Linked DNA regions of Homo sapiens: region 2 is linked to region 1. Evidence: chromatin contacts called from ENCODE Hi-C or POLR2A ChIA-PET data. All regions are on one chromosome and are shown on one strand. The core of a region is the stretch at or near the end of the contact, and the rest is flanking DNA. Distances in the headings are between cores, read along the strand shown. Region 1 overlaps AOAH (acyloxyacyl hydrolase). Region 2 overlaps ELMO1 (engulfment and cell motility 1).

The links. A loop is a pair of places that touch in the nucleus more often than their neighbours do. ChIA-PET counts read pairs that join two places held with the same protein, here RNA polymerase II (POLR2A). Pooled maps may share reads with other maps.
Region 2: a pooled map shows a loop between it and region 1 (2.4-fold over the local background). The contact joins two enhancer-like sites. A Hi-C loop is called at or near these places in 1 of 50 pooled maps. POLR2A ChIA-PET finds 5 or more read pairs at or near these places in 3 of 52 experiments (BJ, CD8-positive, alpha-beta memory T cell and activated T-cell).

The regions. Positions count from the first base shown.
Region 1 is chr7:36,677,031-36,679,931 of GRCh38, forward strand. The region is part of intron 2 of AOAH (acyloxyacyl hydrolase); the gene reads right to left. Among named protein-coding and RNA genes, the nearest start is that of AOAH, 46 kb to the right of the region's middle. Within about 2 kb of position 1,606, at least 4 of the 41 ENCODE cell types and tissues checked have a DNase peak (open chromatin) inside an H3K27ac peak, as active enhancers do.
Region 2 is chr7:37,108,751-37,111,650 of GRCh38, forward strand. The region is part of intron 14 of ELMO1 (engulfment and cell motility 1); the gene reads right to left. Among named protein-coding and RNA genes, the nearest start is that of ELMO1-AS1, 110 kb to the left of the region's middle. Within about 2 kb of position 1,624, at least 3 of the 41 ENCODE cell types and tissues checked have a DNase peak (open chromatin) inside an H3K27ac peak, as active enhancers do.

The DNA of each region.
Region 1 (2,901 bases), core at 356-2,855:
TTAGATATGACACCAAAAGCACAAGCAAAAGAAGAAAAAAAAAACAGAGAAACTTGACTTCATTAAAATAACAATAAGTTTTGCACTTCATAGAACACCAACAGAAAGTAAAAAGACAGCCCACAGAATGGGAGAAAATTTTTGCCAATCATATATCAAATGACCTATCACAGTGCTAGAATATATAAAGGACTATTACAACTCAATAATAAAAAGACAAATAGTCCAATTAAAATATGTACAAAGAATCTGAATAGACAGTTTTCCAAAGAAGATATACCAATGTCCAAAAGCCACATGAAAAGATACTCAACATCATTAGCTACCAAGGAAATGCAATTCAAAGCCAAAATGAGATACAACTTCATGTCCACTATAATGTGCTATAATAAAAGAGAGAATAATATGTGTTGGTGAGGATGTGGAGAAATCAAAAGCTTGTACAATGCTGATGGCAATGTAAACTCGTGCAGCCAGTTTGTAACCAGCCTACCAGCTCCTCAGACTGTTTAACATAGAGTTACTATGTGATCCAGCAATATGATCCAGTTTATATATGATCCAGCAATGTGATCCAGTTTATATATATATATAAACATATGTCCACACAGAAATGTGTACACAAATATTTATAGCAGCATTTTGCATAATAGCCAAGAAATGTAAACTCCTCAAATACCTATCAGCTAATAGATCAACAAACGTGGTATACCTATACGATGCAATATTATTCAGCCGTAAAAAGTAATAAAGTTATAATACATGCTACAACATAGTGAATCTCTAAAACACTATGCTAAGGGAAAGAAATCAGTCACACAAGACCAGATATTGTATGATTCCATTTATATGAAATGCCCAAAACAGGCAAAGTCATAGACACAGAAAGTAGATTAGTGGTTTCTTAGGGCTGGAAAGAGTGGGTGTTTGGGGGCGGATGCTAAAAGGCATGTAGTTTCTTTCTGGTGTAATGAAAATGTTCTAAAATTGATTGTGGTGACTGATGAACACGCAACTCTATGACTGTACTGAAAGTCACTAAATTGTACACTTTAAATGAGTGAACTGTACAGTATGTGAATTGTAGCTTAATAAAAGTGTTTAAATACAGATTCCCTCTCCCTTGGGATCCTTTTTAGGGGTGCTACTGTGGAGAGGGTCAAGAAGCTCTGATGTCACAGTATACTCAGAGACCTGCATTTCATTCAGTACCAGCCCACTGGCTTCTGGCCTTGGAGAAATTGCCTCCCCTTTCTGGACTTCCATTTCCTCATCTGAAAAATGTGGGTGTAGGATTTGGTCTCTATCACTATAATGTCTGCTAAGTTTGGGGACTTTTGTAAGAGATATTCCAAATTAAATGAAGGAGCTTTGGAAAAAAGTTAAAAGTACTGCTAATGCAGAACTGGCTTAGCCTAGAGCAGAGCAATTTAAAAATGGACATTAGGGTGTTCTTTGATAAAGTTCTAATACTGGCTGAAAGGCAGAGAAAATTCATCTTCTTTCTGGTAAGATAAGCAGTGTGTGTGTGTGTGTGTGTGTGTGTGTGTGTGTGTGTGTGTGTGTGTGTGCGCGCGCGCGCGCGTTAGAATTCTGTTTAGCTCAAGTCAAAGAGGATGGCTGCAGGTTCCTTCCTCCCTGAGCAGAACCATTTGAATAGTTTCCGGTAGTCTTCTGTGATTGTTAGCTTGAGAGGCCCCTGGAGCAATGGCTGATATGGGACAGGAAATGCTCTCTGAGAGCTAAATTCTGAGAGCAATCCGTAAGGGTACAAAGCAGAAATATGCAAAATCTCCAGAAAGAGCCAGCTATCCCCAGTCAGCCATGATCAGATGGTAACCTGATTGTTACTGATACACCTGAAGAAAAATTTGGCATTTACATATTGACAGTAGCTTAGCTAAAGTAAAAATTATACTGTTAAACTCTGCCTGTGACAAGGATCATACAAGAGTATTTAATTTCTACAGATTAAAAGAGACTTGGAACAGCATAGGAAAAAAGAAAATGTGGCTATTCCAAAGGACAAAATAAAGTTAAAATAAGACCAATTAAGTAGTTATCATACATTGGGTGTATACAGATGTATGTGTAAATAAAACATAGGACATTCCAATTTGTAAGTTACCTTCATGTTTACCATCACTTCCTTTCTCATAAGAATCTTTTCTAGTTCTAGATCCCTGAGGAATCACCACACTGTCTTCCACAATGGTTGAACTAGTTTACATGTACCTTAGAACTTAAAGTACAATAAATATATATATAAAAAATAAAAATAAAAAAAAGTATTGAGGCCTCAAAAAAAAAAGAATCTTTTGAGGGGGTAATTATTTTTATCCTCATTCTATAGACAAGAACATTAAGACTTAGAGAGCTTAAGATCACAACATAGCAAGTGGTTCAGCTGAGATTAAAATACTCCAAAAGGTCTTGTTATTTGTAGTATACATTTCAATGTGCTTAGGACATTTTATTTGATGCCTTATCTACCTCAAGTATAGCAGATATTGTTATACATTATTATATGTATAATATGTATACATTATTATATGTATAATATGTATACATTATTACATATGTATAATTATTATATACAAACTTGAAGCACAGTGCCACCAAGGGACCACATAATTATTTTTTTTTGAGACGGAGTCTTGCTCTGTCCCTAGGCTGGAGTGCAGTGGTGCAATCTCAGCTCACTGCAACCTCCACCTCCAGTGTTCAAGCAATTCTTCTGCGTCAGCCTCCTGAGTAGCTAGGACTACAGGCACATGTTACCACGCCCAGTTAATTTTTGTATTTTTAGTAGAGATGGGGTTTCACCACGTTGGCCAGGATGGTCGTGATCTCTTGATCTTGTGATCCGCCCGCCTTGGCCTCCTAAAAGTGCTGGGATTA
Region 2 (2,900 bases), core at 374-2,873, 430 kb after region 1:
AGGTGCTCAGTAATGAAGCAGTTATTGAACAAGTGCATGGACAGTACGAGTCATGACTCTGGCCTCTGGTGAGGCTGGCAGTGCCCACAGAAGGTTCAGTCACCTTCTCCATCCCTTACATGAATACCAACTTGCCTGGCTTTAGCATGAGTGTTTCCATAACTTATTACAACTATATGTTCAAATGCATCTTAAGTGAGTCATCCCTGTCCTCCATATTCCCTATTCTATGTCATTTGTGGATTTAATCAGAAGCAAGGGTTTATGTGATGCACTGAGAACCTCTAACTTCCTTCTTCATCAGGAGGAGGCTCAGAACCCAGAGGCTACTCAGCATTCAGGGCACGTATTCCCACAGAGAATACAAGCTGGGGGGAAAACTCACTTGGAGACTCTCTGCATTGAAGCATGTGCCTGGTGTGCCCCCAGGGACAATGCGGCCACGTGGATGAAAACACTCAGAAGCAAATCTCCCTGGGCCAAAGCCCACACTTCAAAGGCTTGTTTAGGAAAACCATACACTCAACCTTCTTTGTGTATTGTGAAAATAAACATTTACAGAACATTGGAATGTGTGAAAAATGTCCTTCGTTGTGTGTTTATGGAAAACATTTGGCAAGTATTTGCTATAAATGCTTCCTGTAAATGCTGTGAGTGAGAATCAGCAGGAAAATGTATGAGATGAGAGGGAGCCAACTCCCACAGCAAAAGAATGTCCCCTTCCCTTCCACACACCCCACGCGCTGCCTCCACTCTGCACTCCTCCGCCGCCCCCCTCCCCAGATAAGGCCCAGGGGATCCGGGAGTGTGAGGGTGGGGAACAGAGAAGGGACAATCTGTGAAGGGGCCTCCAGGCTCAGCATTCCATGTTGGAGTGCAGAAAAGGAAACTGACTCGTGTTTCCTAGGTGATGACGCCCCCTAATAGGATTTCCTTCCCCTTCATTCTTATTGGTTAACAGTTCTGATTCCAAGTCCCCCATTCCAGCTGGAAACATTGCCTCAACACCCACCCGGTCTTCCCCACCTGAAGACTGGCCTGCCTCTCAGTTAACTCTTGGACGCTTTCAGGTGAAAAGTAAAAAGTGGAAAGCAAGAGACTCAAATATATTTCTTCAGAACAAGATGCATGGGACATTTCTCTTAATTCCTCAACAATGGACAAAGACCTCTGATGATATGAACTGAAAAGGGAAGAGAGTGTTGCAGGCCACAGCAATGAACGCTCGTGGTTTTTACCAGGAAGCAACCTTGACCGCCTCCAGATTGCCCTCTGGGATGAACCAGGTCCTCCCCTGCCACATGAGGTATGTAGTGGGTACTGCAGAGAGGCTGGCTGCTCTTGGTTCCCAAGCAGCCTCCGTGATAAACAGCCTCAGTGTTGAAATATCAGGGAGATTAATTATCTCGCAGATGTTACATGCCAAAAAGGCTACTTTTTTTCTTCATTTCAGAATTCTTTCCTTTTTTAAGAAATACAAGGACACAAATCCAATGTGCTTAATTAAGCCTGCCAAGGCGAAGAGGCCCAGCTGCCTGGCTGTATTTGTATCTGCACAGGTGCCCAGGGAACACCAGCCTCACTCTCAGCTTCATCTCCAGGTCCCCTACCTCTGCCCAGAGGTCCTCACATCTGCACCTGACTGGAGCTAATGACAAACATCCTTACACAGCAACTTTTACGCTGATTTGCAAAATGATTTATTTTAAGTACGTTTCTAAAAACATAAACGTTAAGTCAAAAGGTCTCAGCATTTCTGCCACTTAAAGTATACCTATGTAACAAACCTGCATGTTCTGCACATGTATCCCAGAACTTAAAGTATAATTTAAATATATATATATAAGTATTGATAAACCATAATCTAAAAATGATGTCATTTCACACTTCCCAAAGCAATGGAGGAGTTCCCTTTAAAATCATTTCACCGGCTCACCTAGATTTATCATGGGAAAGAAAAATCCACAGTCTCCTCTGATGGAAGAAGAAAGGGGCTATGGGGCCCCCCAGACTTTCCCAATCAGCCCCATGCTGTGGCTCTCCCCAGCCATGGACCATGACAGCCACTCCCTAATCCTGAAAGAATCCAGGATTTCCTCTCCTCCAAGCAGCTGCACCCTTGCATGGCTGGGTATGGTGGTGAGCGTAGGGGATTTTTTGGTAAGCTCTTTGGGGAAGAATTCCTACATCAAATACATATTTATGAATTCAGAGAATTAAGAAAATTCTGAATTCAGAAAAGACTCTCAGTTACTTCATTCTCCTACCCCGTTTACCACCACATTCTACCAGCATCAGCTGCCCCAGGACCATGTGGGCCTCTCTCTTCCTGTCCAGATCCTCTTTTGTTTGTACCTCAGCCATTCTGACAGTAGGTTCCTTGGGGCTCTTGGTCCAGCTCTGCGTTCTCTGCAGGCTCCTGCCCTGAGAGAGTCAGTAAGAGAGTGTTTCTCACCTCAGGCCATGACTTGGCATTATGGACTGGACACATGACTCACCCATTGAAAAGATCAGCACACGTAAGTTAACCTCACCCATTCCACAGTCCCTCATATTGCTAAGAAGAGCAAATGGGATAATGCATGAGAAGGCAAAAGCACCATCAAGATCCAGTGGCTGGTGCTAGAGCAGGCTAACCAGCTGCTGCATCACTTTCAAAAGGCTTACAGGCCATAGACTGTTGGGAGCTTGAAATCGGCCACAGCAGGAGTATTGATACCACAGAAACCAGCAAATGCTGCAATACTAATCAGATTTTCTTTTAAGAAAAACTTTTGTACTAGCATACTACCAAATTCAATGTAAAGTATTAAAAAGTCACCACCAGAGCTGTCTGGGTCCAAAGTCCCCATTTGCAACTTACTATCTATTGTAGCAATGGGCAATTTACTTGACCTTTC